2 separate regions of the Homo sapiens genome follow, and region 1 is linked to region 2. The links are chromatin contacts, found by Hi-C or POLR2A ChIA-PET in ENCODE. All regions are on one chromosome and are shown on one strand. The core of a region is the stretch at or near the end of the contact, and the rest is flanking DNA. Distances in the headings are between cores, read along the strand shown. Region 1 overlaps RTN3 (reticulon 3). Region 2 holds the start of SPINDOC (spindlin interactor and repressor of chromatin binding).

Evidence for each region. Hi-C counts contacts between places; a loop is a spot of excess contacts on that map. ChIA-PET counts read pairs that join two places held with the same protein, here RNA polymerase II (POLR2A). Pooled maps may share reads with other maps.
Region 1: a loop to region 2 is called in a pooled map, with 2.6 times the contacts of the local background. The contact joins the enhancer-like site here to the promoter of SPINDOC in region 2. A Hi-C loop is called at or near these places in 2 of 50 pooled maps. POLR2A ChIA-PET finds 5 or more read pairs at or near these places in 4 of 52 experiments (Caco-2, PC-9, WTC11 and 1 more).

What each region holds. Positions count from the first base shown.
Region 1 is chr11:63,736,400-63,740,237 of GRCh38, forward strand. All of the region lies in intron 3 of RTN3 (reticulon 3), which reads left to right. Among named protein-coding and RNA genes, the nearest start is that of ZFTA, 30 kb to the right of the region's middle. Within about 2 kb of position 2,477, at least 2 of the 41 ENCODE cell types and tissues checked have a DNase peak (open chromatin) inside an H3K27ac peak, as active enhancers do; they include PC-9, where a contact is called at or near this core.
Region 2 is chr11:63,812,174-63,816,221 of GRCh38, forward strand. SPINDOC (spindlin interactor and repressor of chromatin binding) reads left to right here and starts at 1,283. Exons shown (of 6, transcript NM_138471.3): 1 at 1,283-1,640. The coding sequence starts at 1,514. RefSeq lists a silencer at 919-1,388.

The DNA of each region.
Region 1 (3,838 bases), core at 1,227-3,726, 75 kb before region 2:
TATAAAGGCCAGGCGTGGTGGCTCATGCCTGTAATCCCAGCACTTTAGGAGGCTGAGGCAGGTGGATCACCTGAGGTAGGAGTTCAAGACCAGTCTGGCCAACATGGTGAAACCCCATCTCTACTAAAAATACAAAAAATTAGCTGGATGTGGTGGCACACACCTGTAGTCCCAGCTACTCGGGAGGCTGAGGCAGTAGAATCGCTTGAACCCGGGAGGCGGAGGTTGCAGTGAGCCAAGATTGCACCACTGCACTCCAGCCTGGATGACAGAGACTCCGTCTCAAAAAAATTTTAAAAAATAAGTATCCAAATGGATATGTCTAGGTTATATGCAAATACCATGCTATTTTATATAAGGGACTTGGGCTTCCATGGATTTTTATATCCTTGGGGATCCTGGAACGAATCTCATTCAGATACTGAGAAATGACTGTTTATATAACTCAAATGCAAAAACTAGAATGACTATCCCATCATATTCACAGGTTCTGTCCACAGTTAGGGGCAGGGGAAAGTGTTATACAAGGCATGTACAACAAGGGGCAAGAGTCTTGGAAGCTATCATAGAATCCTTTTTTTTTTTTTTTTCCCTGTGATAGGGTCTTGCTCTGTTCCTAAGCCAGAGTGCAGTTTTGCAATCCTAGCTCACTGCTGCCTCCTGGGCTCAAGGGATCCTCCCACCTCAGCCTCCTGAGTAGCTGGGACTACGGGTATACGCCGCCATGCCCAGCTCCATCTTAGAATTCCGCCTGCCACAATTCTAACTTCACATGATGTGCAGAAATTAAAATGAATTAGATCTCTGAACATAAAAACTAAAACCAAAAAACTTTTCCAAGAATGCATAGGAAAACATCTTCATGACATAGGGTAGGCAAAGATTTCTTAGGTAAAATACACTAACCATAAAATTAAAGATTGATGGCCAGGCATGCCGGTGTCTCATGCCTGTAATCCCAGCACTTTGGGAGGCCAGGGTGGGTGGATCACTTGAGGCCAGGAGTTTGAGACCAGCCTGGCCAACATGGTGAAACCCCATCTCTACTAAAAATACAAAAATTAGCCAGATGTGGTGACGGGCACCCGTAGCCCCAGCTGTTAAGGAGACTGAGGGAAGAGAATCACTTGAACCCAGGAGGCAGAGGTTGCAGTGAGCTGAGATCATGCTACTGCACTCCAGCCTGCTCAACAGAATGAGACTCTGTCTCAACAAAAGAAAAAAAAGGAAAATACTTTTTAGGTAACTAAGGTCAAAAGTTCACATTTTTAGATCCATACTATTCACCTGGAGAGGGGTAGACAATGCCATTTTGTTTTCTGTTTTATAAATCTGAAATTGAGGGCAAAGGGGATGGTAGGTTATTTTAATGAACAAACAACTATTTTTTCTGAGAGTGTGAGATGAACATTAGTTTGAAAGGGGTTCCTACATATTTCTCTGGCCTGCTGCCAGACTTATCTATGGCCAAAAGTATGTGTGTCTGTCTTTGACAGTGACAGCTTTGTATTCTGTCAGTGATCTTTCTGTGCCTTTTGAGGGGGTGGATTTCCTTGGTTAAGGATAAATCTGTAGCAGAGCAGAGTCTTAACCCATTTCAGCAGCCACAAAATTTGGGCCTGAGTTTACAAACACATCACCTGACGTCTCTTTTGCAACTCAAAAGTGGCTTCATTTATTATAACTATTAATGTGAAAGTAACCAAAGAAAAGAAATAATCTGTGTAAAAATGTCTGCATCTTTGTCTTTACATAAATTGTTCATATTAAAAAGCTTAACTGTTTCCCCTTTATTAACAGTTTCCTTTTTGAGGTTATAAAACATGGCCTTTTTTTTCCTTTTAGTTATTTCAGGCATGTTTGAGTGTTCTTAGGGATGTGTTATAGACAAGTTTTAAGAAACTGTTGCAAGGAAGGTGGAATGAATTGGAGATTTATTTGTTCTTAAAAAATGAAGTGGCTGGGTTCAGTGATTCACGCCTGTAATTCCAGCACTTTGGGAGGCCAAGGAGGGCAGATTGCTTGAGCCCAAGAGTTTAAGACCAGCGTGGGCATCAAACTGAGACCCCCATCTGTACAAAAAATTTAAAAAATTAGCCAGGCATGGTGGCATGTACCTGTAGTCCCATCTACTTGGGAGGCTGAGGCAGGAGGATCACCTGAGCTCGGGAAGTCGAGGCTACAGTGAGCTGTAGTCACACCAGCCTGGGTGACAGAGTGAGACCCTGTCTTTAAAAAAAAAAAAAAAAAGAAGGTAAAGCTGACAGACTACTAAACCTTGAAATTTCTTTCACATTTGTTCCTTTTCAGAATAAGTATTTGAACAGCTCTTCTTTTCTACCTTTGAGGTGTATACTTGGGAGAATAAAGTCAATTGACTTTTGGAAATGGCTAGTTAGAATCAAAACAAGAGCTTTCCCCAAATTCGGTAATAAAATTAACGGGTGAGGAATCAGTAAGGTTTACTGCTGTTCCTCCTGGAAATGGCACAAGACTGATTTCCTTTTTCCTTAGCCTGAGATTACCATTGGATGTGTTAGTGCCCTCTTCAGGTGTAACTTGGGTACTGCAGCCGGCGTCCTTAAATAACAGGGACAAGAAATAGATACTTTAATAAAATAAAACTTTAAAATAAATACCTTAAAGTTTTTAAAATAAAAGTAATATGGCCACATTACAAAAGATTTGGAAAATAAAAAGAAGGAATCAGTCGTAATTCCACCAGCAACGTAAACTCTTGGTGCAGACATTCCTTGTCAGATGTTTCATCTGTCATTAGCAAAATAATATAACTGAAAAATTAGTGATTTTACTTATGTAATGAATCACGAAAAGAGAAAAAAGTAAGGTCCTTTAAATGAAAAAAAATTAAGTGATATGATATTAAAGATAAAGTTGTAACCTGAAAAGTAAGGGAACATTGACTTCGTTCTTTTGAGAATTTTTGGCTTTTTATTTTTCCAGTACCTTTTGAACTAGCTTGGGTCACTTCCCTGTAGGACTTTAGGAAGAGACTAGCCAAGGCTTCATTCTTTCTCTATAAGGTTGTGTACTAGTGTGGCAGTTCGTTAGCCCATTGCCTCACAATTCTCTTCTGTTTTAGAACACCCAAGATAACACATAGCACACCCAAAGAAAAGGACATTCCCTGTCTGTATCAGTGGCTCTCTCCAGTAGTGATTCTCTACCTGACACATAACCAGAATCAAGCAATAATTTGTCCATAGCTTTAAAAAGGTGACATGCACCATCAGGAGTCAGGATCTACTCCCCATCCCACGTCCTTTATCCCATCTCACATGCAGCTGAGAGTCACTGACTTGGACAGTCTTCTCTAAAGAGTCTGCTCATAGAAGGTAAATTTAAGACATAAAAATGTTTAAGACTCTTAATCAAAAGACTTTAATTTTTTCTGATAAATTCAAAAAGATAGACTTTAACCAGCCCTGATGTTTGAGTGTAGATGATGAGGGAGAAAGAAGAGTGAACCCTATTTCTGTATTTGTCTTGGGTTTCTGGGTGGATGGTAGAACTATTTTCTGATCAGGGAAGAATGTCAGTCAGAAATGATGTTTTCTTTGATGTGTGGAATTTGAGGGGCTGAGATGCCTCAAAGTGATCCCTTCTGTTTCCGTAGCTTCAAATTACTACCTACATGTTGATAACTCCCAAATCTATACTCTATGTTGGTCTGGTCTGCCCCATAGGTGATGTATCATACTGCCTCTATCTCCTGGTCCTCTGTCTCCGTATATCATTTACACACCAATCTATTTAATCATAGTTCTGATAGCGCAACACTTTTTCATAGAAAAGTTTATATGGAAGTTTGATACAT
Region 2 (4,048 bases), core at 33-2,532:
GCACATAACAAAATAATTCCCTTAAAAATAGACTGCAAGGCCAGGCGCGGTGGCTCACGCCTGTAATCCCACTTTGGGAGGCCGAGGCAGACGGATGATGAGGTCAAGAGATCAAGACCATCCTGGCCAACATGCTGAAACCCCGTCTCTACTAAAAATACAAAAATTAGCCGGGCATGGTGGCACGTGCCTGTAGTCCCAGCTACCCAGGAGGCTGAGGCGGGAGAATAGCTTGAACCTGGGAGGCGGAGGTTGTGGTGAGCCGAGATAGCGCCACTGCACTCCAGCCTGGTGACAGAGCGAGACTCTGTCTCAAAAAAAAAAAAATTAAAAAATTGACTGCAATCCATATAGACTAGTTCACACCTCTTCTCACACCCCCATCCTACTACGCGATTCTGAATACTACTGTGTCTGGTCTGATATAACGACATTCGAAGATGGATTTTCAGTGTCAGACATTTTGCATTTTCTGAGCTGAAATCTCATGAGGGTTGCTATAGAAGAGGGAGATGCACATTCCATGTCACAGAAGTAAAAGCTCACCCAGAGTGTGGTTATAGGGCAGCAATGTCATGGCAACTGGACTCTGGTCTTGGGGCTCTCAAGGGATTGCTGTGTGTCCTTGGAGAGGGTCACAAAATCTCCGGACTCCCGTGCCAAAAATGGAAATCATACCCATCAGGGTGGTTTATGTCCGCTCACAGTCCACTCTGCTTCTCTTCTTTGCCTTCCCAGAAGGGTCCAAAATGGTTTTTGAAAGAAACGATGAGCCGGACTAAGAAAACAGATAATGTGCCCACGGCCACGGAGCTGGCAGATGAGAAGGAATTCGGTCTCTGCGTTTCCATACCAAGGCCCTTTCCACTCACCCACCGCTTCTCTTCCTGCCCGGGGCATCTGCTGGCGGAGGAAGGCTTGTCCACGGAAAGGCAAAAGCGACTCCCGATCAAAATCCGGGGGCACCTGGTAGCGCTCTCCACGCCAGCAGAAACGCCCAACTGACTTCTTAATGGAGGGAAACCCCGGGCTTGGCCCGCAGACTGAGGGGCCCGCGTTGCGGGTTTTGGGGGCCCCTCTGCCTCTGCGCACCGGGTGGCCCCGGGTCCCCTCGGCCCTTCCCGCCGCCTCCCGGGTCCAGGGTTTCTAACGGGGCCGCGTGCCCGGGGCGGGGCCACGCGCGATTGGCCGCGCGGCATCGGGGGCGGGTCCGCGGCTGGCCGGCCGGGCGGGCGCCGACAATGAGCCTCCATAAAAGGGAGCGGCGGGGGGCAGGGGCCCCGGATTGAGCCCTCCCCGCCCGGGCTCCCGACGCGCCGAGGTCTCGGGGAGGCCCGGACGCGCCGGTCGCAGGCCCGGCCGGCGAGCGGCGGGCGGGCGGCGGGGAGGGGGCTGCGCGGGGCGGGCGGCGGGCCCGGCGCTATTCCGGCCAGGAGGCGGGAGGCGGTTGCCGGCTGCGCGCCGAAGCCTGCGCGCCAGTCCTCCGGCCACTGCTATCGCCCACGGCCGCACCATGGCCCTAAAGGCCGAGGGCGCCGCACTCGACTGCTTCGAGGTGACGCTGAAATGCGAGGAAGGGGAGGACGAGGAGGAGGCCATGGTGGTGGCCGTAATTCCGCGGCCCGAGCCGATGCTCAGAGGTGAGGATGGAGGGGATTCCACTTCCGCGTCACGGTGCGGGGCCGGGGCTGGGGCCGTCCCTCCCCAGTCGGGGTCCGGGACCCGGGCACCTTCTCACCCCCTTCAGCCTTGGGGCCCAGGTTTCCCTCTCGGATCTGGGTCCAGGGCGCGCTCTTGCACCTCCCCCACCATGGTTTAGAAGCTCAGGCCTCCTCGATTTCCCCCTCCCTTCCCCTTTCCCCCGCCCAGGGTCTGGAGACTTCGATCCACGCCCCGCACGCTCCGGATCTTCCGGTGCCCAAGCGCCCCCTCTCCCGGGCCCAGCACCAGAGGCCGGATCCCCAGAGGCGCTGGGTGGTTGCGGCCGCCGTCTCACAGCCTGGGAAGGGGAGGCAAGCACAACGGCCGGGCTGTGTTCTAGTCCGAGGGGCGGCGAAGCCTCTAGGCCGGAGGCTACAGGCGGGCGCCGCTGCCGACCTCCAGGAGAATTTTAAGGGCTCTCCGAGCATAACGCTTCCCTGCCCACCACCCCGCTTCATTCCCATTCCCGGGCCTTCCACTTGCAGGAGCCACAGGTGTCAAGTTCTGGAGAGAAGGGATGAATGGGACTGCATACAACAGCTAGTTTGGAAAAGCAGTGCAGTGCTAGAACGAGATTAGCTTTGGGAGGGGATGGGAGGAACAATCTCAGAACACTCGCTCTCCCCTCCCCCTTCACCGATTTCTAGTCCTCAGGAGCTTGCAAACCGTAAGAAAACAAAGAGCCATCTTTGTGGGAGACTTAATATGCATGAAAATGCAAATATATTTCCATTCTCCCACCCCGCTTTTCTTAGGCGGGATAGTACCCAAAAGAGGTTGAGAGCAGCAATGCCATTCATTGAACTTCAGCCGAACAGAATGATGTCTGCCTGCACTGCCTGTCATCCTTTTTGGAACTGGAAGGGTTATAAAATTCATGAGGGAAATAAAGGTCACCTCCCTTCTCGGAGCATTTAGTCCAAAAGATAGGTTGTTTTCCTACTTCTGCTAATATTTGTTGAGTGTTCATTGGGCATTGTCAGAGGCTGTCTCAGTTAATCCTCTCAACCCTGCAAGGGTGGCCTTATCCCCACTGTTAGGGCAGGAATAGACAGGTGAATTCATTCAACCAATATTCACTGGACGTCTACTTTAGGCTGTTTAGGCTAGTGTTTTTAGGCTGGGAAGTAGTAGTAAACAGAGCAACCGAAACCCTGCTCTTGAAGAACATATATATACCAATGGCTAAAGACAGAGAAATAGGTTCATGTATAGTATGTTGGGTGGCAATAAATGGTTCAGAGATCACTAAAGCAGGAAAAGGAGAAAGAGGAGGAATGGGTATTTAATTGAATATATCGAGTGGTTCAGAAAGGGTTTTCTAATAAGGTGAATTTTGAGCACAGACCCGAAGGAAGTGAGGATGCCAACCTTGCAGATATCTGCAGGAAGAGCATTTCAGGCCGAATAGCAAGTGCAAAGGTCCGGCAGCACAAGCTTCTGGAAAGATTTCGGTGGAGAGAGGAAGAAAGATTGAATTCAAGGTTTTTGGCCTGAGCAACTGGAGGAAGAGCCTTCCCATTTTCCGAGATGGGGAAGGCTGCGGTGCTCTTGGGAGACTGGGAGTGAAAGTTTGAATATGATTACGTTTGAGATGCCTATTTATGACATATTCAGGTGGAGAGGTCAACTAAGCAGTCAGATACATGGGCCTAGATTTCCTGGAAGTATCTAGCTAGTGGCGTAAACAGAAATTGCCAGCAGGCAGACAGTGGGAAGAGAAGGAAGTAGAGAAGTGTCTAAGGACTGAGTCCTGGGAAACTCCAGTGATGGCAGGTTGGAGACCGAGTCAGTCCCTCATCACACATTACTAAATGCCACTGCATGCGAGGAGATACAGATACAGATGCTGGAGATACAGATGCAAAACATCAGAAATCTGTATGGTCATGGATTTTTTTTTTTTTTTTGAGACGGAGTTTTGCTCTTTTTGCCCAAGCTGTAGTGCAATGGCACAATCTCGGCTCACTGCAACCTTCGCCTCCCGGGTTCAAGTGATTCTTCTGCCTCAACCTCCCGAGTAACTGGGATTATAGGCATGTGCCACCACGCCCAGCTAATTTTGTATTTTTAATAGAGATAGGGTTTCCCCATGTTGGTGGGGTTGGTCTTGAACTCTCAACCTCAGGTGATCCGCCCACCTCGGCCTCCCAAAGTGCTAGGATTCAGGCGTGAGCCACCGCACCTGGCCGTGGTCATGGATGCTATGGTGTGGTAAGGAGACAGGCAGTGAACATCCCAAAAACAAGTGCCAGGTGGTGATGTGTGCTGTGTTGGAGGTGATGCATAAGGGGAATGGGGTGCTCTAGTGAGGGGAGATGGTCTTCAGCAACAAGCCAGAGGAAGG